Regions from separate parts of the Mus musculus genome. Here regions 1 and 3 are each linked to region 2. The links are chromatin loops, found by intact Hi-C in ENCODE. Cell type or tissue: left cerebral cortex. All regions are shown on one strand.

What was found. Peaks named below come from ENCODE experiments on the same cell type or tissue, not always from the same donor. Only the 100,000 strongest peaks of a DNase experiment are listed, where the experiment ranks them.
Region 1: a loop joins it to region 2, with 2.5 times the contacts of the local background. A loop is called at or near these places in 3 of 42 quality-filtered maps.
Region 3: it touches region 2 in a loop (2.2-fold over the local background); 2 of 42 quality-filtered maps call a loop at or near these places.

Annotation. Positions count from the first base shown.
Region 1 is chr12:105,426,338-105,428,837 of GRCm38, forward strand. No RefSeq gene overlaps it. Among named protein-coding and RNA genes, the nearest start is that of Gm46376, 24 kb to the left of the region's middle. In left cerebral cortex, a CTCF peak has its summit at 1,276 (motif pointing left); DNase peaks (open chromatin) are centred at 402 and 1,233.
Region 2 is chr12:105,334,645-105,337,144 of GRCm38, forward strand. It overlaps Tunar (Tcl1 upstream neural differentiation associated RNA), which reads left to right and starts at 1,950. Exons shown (of 3, transcript NR_045047.1): 1 at 1,950-2,313. In left cerebral cortex, no CTCF peak of the experiment used is centred here; DNase peaks (open chromatin) are centred at 1,560 and 2,033; H3K4me3 peaks cover 978 bases.
Region 3 is chr12:105,049,912-105,052,411 of GRCm38, forward strand. It overlaps Gm31884 (a long non-coding RNA gene), which reads left to right. Exons shown (of 3, transcript XR_872957.1): 2 at 1,661-1,743; 3 at 2,458-2,500. Among named protein-coding and RNA genes, the nearest start is that of Gm31884, 3.3 kb to the left of the region's middle. In left cerebral cortex, a CTCF peak has its summit at 1,169 (motif pointing right); a DNase peak (open chromatin) is centred at 1,183.

The sequences.
Region 1 (2,500 bases), 92 kb after region 2:
AGAAGAAGAAGAAGAAGAAGAAGAAGAAGAAGAAGAAGAAGAAGAAGAAGAAGAAGAAGAAGAAGAAGAAGAAGAAGAAGAAGAAGGTGGTAGTGGTGGTGGTGGTGGTGGTAGTAATAATGATGATGTTTGAATTTATTTTAATTTGCTGGCGGCACTGTCAGAGAAAAGGGTCCATAAGGAGGTGTCAGGAAGGAGCCAGATGGTGCTTAGACTTGTGAGAGGCGCAGGAGAGGAACCAGGCATTAGAATCCCTGGCCTCTGTAACCTGAAAGCCAGGTTGAGAGTCTTCTTAGAGCTCCTGGTACAGTAGGTTCTGAAGAGACAGTTGCTACGTGTGACTCAACTCACTCTGGCTCATAAGACAGAAGCCAGTTGCGCTTGGTGAAGTTCAGGCCACCGTCTCATTTCTAGCCTCATGACTCACGGCTCCTGGGAAATCAAGGGCTCAGCCTGCACCCTGCCTTCACTCACAGGCAGGGCCCTCTCAGGGAGAAGCTCACTGCATGCTTGTGGTGGAGCAGGGTCGAGAAGCTAGGCTAGTCCTCTTGTCTACACTGCTACACCCCACAGGACTATCACTTGGGGCTGTCGGCTGACTATCAGGACCAACATCTGCCAGCTGATAGAGCACCCACCTAGATAAAGCACTCTTGGGAGGCAGTGGACAAATCTGTAGGGATGGCAATGTAGTTGTCGTGGCCAGAGAGATCTGGGGACAGGGAAGACCCCCCCCCCATACACACACACACACACACACACACACACACACACACACACACACACACGAGCCTCAAAGCATAGCACTGAAGAGCACCTCCATCATGAAGCTGGGACCATCACAATAGAGAGAGCACTAAATACTTGGTAATTTTAAAAGGGCTTTCAACCACAGTAGCTCATATAGAGAGCCCCTGGGTGGCCCTGCTCCTCAGACGGCTGTTTCTATGGAAAGCTAATAGGAACATTCCGGGGCTTCCTCGGAGCCTTTCCTGTGAGAGGAAATTCACCATTTCTTAAAATTTATTTAGTTTGGGTTTGCCCCAGAGTGGAATTCCATCTCCTTTCAGAGCAGGCCCTGTAGACACCCCAAATCTCTCTCCACACTGTCCTCAGCAAAAGGACACCCTCCCTCCTCGCCCCTGCTCACACATTACCACACCTCCCCAGCCAGCCTGGAGCTCTTCCAACCGCAAAGCTCAGCTTGTTCAAACTAGGGAACTTCCGCAATTAGTAAGGACTATCTGTTAGGCACCAGAGCCACCTGCTGGCTAAAGCCTTGCCAAGCTTGCAGAAGGGGTCTTGTATGTCCAACCCTAGCCACGGCACACAACTCAGGAAGGCTACCAGTGCAGCCCAGTACAAAGCTGTCAACATCCCTTATGACGTGATGTTGTACATTTCTAGCGTGTGAACTTTGTGGATGACAGTGCCATGTCACAGTGTCAAAAAGCTAGACACTCAGGAAATGGGACAGTCCAGCATAAGCCACTTCTACTTCAAAGTGCATGCCTTCTAAAGCCATTTGGTCATAAATGCCAGCAGTTAACTGTGAAGGGAAGTGGTTAATTAGAATTAAGCTTCATCAGAAATCACAAGAGAGCTTGAGAGTTACGTGGAAACACGGAATGTTGAAAAAAGCAAGGGAAAATCAGCCAGAGATGCACTGTAGCTTCGTGCTTGAAAAGGAGTTATAGTCAAGGGATTTTTGTGCTACTATGAAGTTCAGGTATTGGGTGTGAGAGTTACAGAGATACTATAGTTTAAATGTGAAATGCTGGGGCTGGAGAGATGGCTCAGCGGTTAAGAGCACTGACTGTTCTTCCGAAGGTCCTGAGTTCAAATCCCAGCAACACATGGTGGCTCACACAGCCGTCCGTAATGAGATCTGATGCCTTCTTCTGGAGTGTCTAAAGACAGCTACAGTGTACTTACGTATAATAAGTAAATAAATCTTTTTTAAAAAATGTGAAATGCTGAGAGGCGTGGAGATGTCACATTGGAACATAGATGTAGACGCAACAAGAGGGAAGACACAGCACACACACACACACACACACACACACCCCTTCATGACTGTTATACTGGATCAGGATGGCAGGGCAGTGTGTGTGCAGAGATGCGTTAGGGTGGGCTCTCTAGGTGACGTGAGCGAGGGAGCAAACATAACACCAACACAAAAACATGGCTCTCACATCAACAGGAATAAGGGATCGCTTATTCTGGAGCCAAATATGAATGGCCATGGCCTTAAGAACACAGCCCTAGATAATTCAGATCCCATGGTCTGGCGTGAGTTTTTATCGTAAAGGAGCAAATGGAGCCATGAACCAAGCATTTGGTAGATACATGGGTACAGTCATCAGGTAAGCAAAATGGGAGCCAAGTCTCTGTTATAACCTCAGCTTCCGCCCACTGACAGTCTGAGCCTGTGGACTGGCGCAGGCAAGTGGCTTCCTAAGAGTACATTGCAAAGTTTTCGGGGTTTTTTTGTTTGTTT
Region 2 (2,500 bases):
CATTGGAGGAAAGACACCAGGCATTGACCAATCAGCCTCTGGCCTCTGCATACATGTGGACATGCAATGCCATATGCATACAGCATATGATCACATACCTGCACCATATAACACACACACACACACACACACACACACACACACACACCATGAATGAACTAGGTTTTTTTTTCCTATGATACTAAAAACTATGACAGAGACTCAGACAAACTAATCAATTACCCACCTCCCCTGCCCTGACTCTCAGAAATCCTAATCAATCATCCACCTCCCCTGCCCCATCTCTATGTCTTCTGGAATAGTGAGGCCTGCAAATGGCTGGGCATAGAAGAGACTCTCTGAGGTTTTGAGTATTATAAGTACTGGACTCCCTGACCAAGTGACATGTCAGATTATTCCTGCAAGTGGGAAGTTAGCGCTGAAGAAAGCCGGTTGAAAAGCTGCGTCACCCATAAAAACTGGGGGCAAACTCAGAGGTGCTGCTCCCAGTCTTGCTGAGAAATGTCAGAACATAACTGTTGCCCCAGGGGCTAGGAATGACAGCCGTTTTCTGTTGAAAAATAAAATGCTGTAGGGAGGAGGGTGCTGGTTTCTATTTGGAAGGGCTAGTAGTGGGTTCAACAATATAGAAGAATAAATGAACAGAGAAAAAGCCCTGTTTTGGGGCCAACTCTGACAACAAAAACCTCAGCGACCCCTCCCCCACCCCCATTCTCAAAGTCCTCCTGGAGGGAGGGGCTCCTCGCTGCAGAGATACTGGCTTAAGAATTGGGATGTGGGTCCTGGGCAGGTGTGATTCTCTGGAAGGTCGGTCTTCTGCCTCCACCTCCTCATAGTCACCCCAGCCAGGACAACAGCAGCCTTGGAGGGAGTGAAGGATGAGGCTGGGTCGGTCCTCAGGGAGGTGGCAGCTGTTCCTGTTCTGGGGCATTAAGGAAGGGGCAGGATCTTGGCAGGTTTGAGGGTCCTTTAGACATGGCAGAGTCCTTGTATCCAGCTGAATCCAAGGGTCTGGGTTCTACCTAGAGGTACCCACTGCATTTGAAAGTTTGCCTCACCGTCTTTGGAGGCTGTGGTCCCTGTCTGCTTTGACGAGGACTCTTTTGTGGGCCTTAGGGGTGCATTTTGGAAAGGTTCTGGAGAACCAAGAGACACCTTACAGAAAACCTAGTTACAGTACACTTTACAGAAAACGCGTGTTCAGATTTAGGTACCCCAGGGGTCAGTTCTTAGCTATGACCTTCGGGGATGACTATTTTGGTTAGGATGTTAAGTTACTTTGAAACGTCCTATAAGCTGTAAAGATTTGGGCATGCCTGGGCCTGAGGCCCAGTCTGGCCTGAGAGGCCGCAAATCCTTAAGGAGGAAGGCACATGGAGGCAGGTCTTTGACCTCCTGAAACTAGACACCTGGTCACTGGTCGGGCATCAAGGGGTGAGGAACAAAGCTGTCACTACCTAGCAGCCATCCTCTGGTTCCCCGAGAGGTAGGAGGAGCTCGGTGAGATAGTCCAGAGCTTCCATGATGAGCACAGCGCAAGAACAAAATGTCCAGGAAGAAGAGAGGCAGGCCAGGAAAGGGGTGGCGCCTCTCTCACCCAGGTTCCTGGGTCTCCAAATACTCCTTGTGGGTGGGGGCGTCTCACACACACCCACACGCCCAAGGCCACATTCACTGGCTCATCTCTGCATTCCTGTGAGCGGCAGGCCTCCATGAGCCACATAGCCGCCACCTGCTGCTGTAACCCCAGCACAGGGGAACCTGCATCACCCTTTTCCCTCCATCCACCCTCACCCAGGAGCCGGTTCCAAATCCTCGGGACCAGGCAGAGGCCACGTCTTCCCCGGCCCACTCCCCAGCAGCGACGTGGAGGTAGAGGGAGGAGCTTTTGCCGGCAACGCCAGCTTCCCCTGCCCCCTCTCCCTCTAGAGCTCCCCTCCTCTCCTCTTTCATTCCCCTCCTTATCCCTCCTCTTCTCTCCCCTTCCCTCCCCGCCCTTCCCCTCTGCCGCAGCCCAGCTCCTAGCGCGTCAGCGTGGGCTTCCCGGAGCGAGTCGCTAGGTAACAGGGCTAGCTCCGCAGACCCGGGCCAGGGAAGCCCGCGCGCGTCGTCAGCATCTGCGCCGAGGGGCGGGGAACGCACTGACACTCCCCTATCGGAGCCTGCAGACCCTTCAGCTGGTTCTCAGTCCCCTCCCTGGATGCCTTAAGGGTGGCTATTGCCACCGCGGAGTTGCCCCTCCCCTGCGGGGACCCCGACGTCGCCGCCCCCTTCTCCTCCCACGCTGGTCCGCACCACTCTCCGCACCGCCAGGTAGGCGACCCTCCGCTGCGGTTGCGGTGGCTGCTGGTAAGCTGCGATCTGGAGCTGAGGCGGGGACTACGCCACTAGCGGGGCGGCTCGGGCCACAGCGGCCGGCGGACCGGCCATGTGCTAAAGTTTCTGGGGCTCGGCTGCCCGGCGGGTGCGCGGCGCGGGGCGCAGAGCGCGGTGGGTGGGG
Region 3 (2,500 bases), 280 kb before region 2:
ATAAATCTAATTGGTTAACTGTAAGCTTAATTCTACTGGATAATTAGGTGTCGAGATGGCTAAGCAGGGGTGCCTGGGGGCAGTGCGCCGAAGCAAGAGGAACACGGGGCCCCTGTCCTAGAAATGGCTGGGCGGGAGCCCTGTGACCTCGCGGAGTCAGAGAGTTGGACGGGCGAGAGATGGAGCAAGTGAGATCATCTGGCCTGGGGGCTAGCTCCAGAGAGTTGGTGGCAGCGGCAGGAGCGAGGGAGAGTTGGCTGGTTCTTTATTTATTTATTTTTTATTTTTTTATTTTTTTGGTTTTTCGAGACAGGGTTTCTCTGTGTAGCCCTGGCTGTCCTGGAACTCACTTTGTAGACCAGTCTGGCCTCGAACTCAGAAATCCGCCTGCCTCTGCCTCCCAAGTGCTGGGATTAAAGGCGGGCGCCACCACGCCCGGCTCGGCTGGTTCTTTTTAAAAATATTTCCGGCAACAATCGGCTTACTTTTTGGGGAAGGATTAAGGCAGAGAACGTCAGTATTGTGCCAACTTGCCTCATGGTGCTTGGGAACTTAGCTCCTGTCTTACATAATCCCTGGGTCCCTCAGGTCAGGTAACCGAGCTTTCTTTGGTGACAGAAAACATTGGTGTGAATGACTCCATGTGGCTTCTTCATGGTTTGGAAGCCCAGGGAGGGAGCCCAGGCCAAGCCGGCAGCCTTCTGCAGTAGTTCTTGTTTAACAAAATAAGTGTGTGTGTGTGTGTGTGTGTGTGTGTGTGTGTGTAATGGCACAGCTAGGCCTTCACTGCACAGAACTTACAGAAGAGCAGTAAACATGTCTGTCTTGTCTCATTAGGAATCGATATACATATTTTAAGTAATTAAAAATTGTTTCTAGGCAGTAGTGGCACACCTTTAATCCCAGCTTTGGGAGGCAGAGGCAGGCAGATCTGAGTTGGAGGCCAGCCAGGTCTACTTAGGGAGTTCCAGGATAGCTAGGGCTACACAGAGAAATCCCATCTCAGGGGGAAAAAAGAAAACCCTAAAAGAAAAAGAAAATTTAAAAAGTTTAATTCTAGGTGGATTAATACTTACATAGTTTTAATTTGATCCACCAAAATAGAAGATCAATGGAATATTTCAAGGGTGTCTGAGATGCTTGGGTCTGGTGTCACGGGGTGTCATACCATAGAATACCAGAAGATGGCGCCATTGGTTCCAAAATGAGCCCTCGTCTGCTCAGGTGGCTCCCACCTGGCTCTCTTTCTGCAGTTGGTATATTAAGACACATTTCTTAGAACACTTTATGTGAAAAGCAAATCAGGCCACTTTTCATTTTCCCCTGAAGCACATCTGTGTTTCCTCTCATGGAAGCAGATCTTGCTCTGAGACGATTGGGGAGCAGGGAGTGGGTTTTGATATCAGTTTCATCAGAAATGCATGGTATGTCTCAGGCATTGTAACAGACCAGTGTCTGGTTTTCTCTCCGGGCTGAGAGTTGTTCTGGGGACAGGGGAGGAAGGTTGTGGATGGAAAACTGGCTGCTGCTTAATGTGAATAAGTTACTCAAGTTCTCTGGGCCTCAGTTTCCTGACCTGTACAATGAAAGATGGTTGATAGCTCCTGTTAAAGACTGCTCCAGAGACAAAGGCAATAAAGAGCATCTGCTTTTCTTACAGCAACAGCAAGCACCGAGGTTTATAGAGAAGAGTAGAGGGCGAAGAGAGGAGCCTGGGTACTGGGCAGAGCCAGCTTCTATTAGGTAAGGTAGGATAGCTGGAATTCACAGTGTTCTTCCCCAGGGGTTACAATACATGTGGCCACAGAGGTTAGGTATGGAGACATAGTAAGGGTCTCCCTAAAAAGGGAAGTAGACTAGGTAGTTATGGGTGGACAGGGACACACACACACACACACAGGGACACACACCTACACACATGGATACACACACAGTGACACACACAGATATAGACACACACAGACATGCACAGGGACACACACACACATGGACTCACACACAGGGACACATACACACTTGGATAGACACACACACATGGACACACACACACAGGGAGACACACAGATACAGGCACACAGACATGCACAGGGACACACATGCACACACATAGAGACACACACACACACACACACACACATACACATAGGGACACAGACTCAGCAGGAATGGAAGGGTCAGTGGAGCAGGGAGGGAGGGGGAGGGGGGAGAAAGGAAGTGAATACAAGTAGGGCTGCTAATATTTAAGACCATATGAGGGGTTGTGGGAAAACCTGATATAGTAGGCGTTTCTTAAATATATATACACATATGGGAGAAACCTAGATTGGAGTCATCAAATAATGGGGGAGACAAAGCCCCAACTAGACACCAAAGGAAACCTCTAGTGGGTTACATCTAATTGAGTTGTTGGCCAAAGCGGTCCCATGGAAACCCCAAATAACCCAAACTGTCAACAAGACTATTGGTTTCTCTCCACACGATGATGGTTACGGCCCTACTG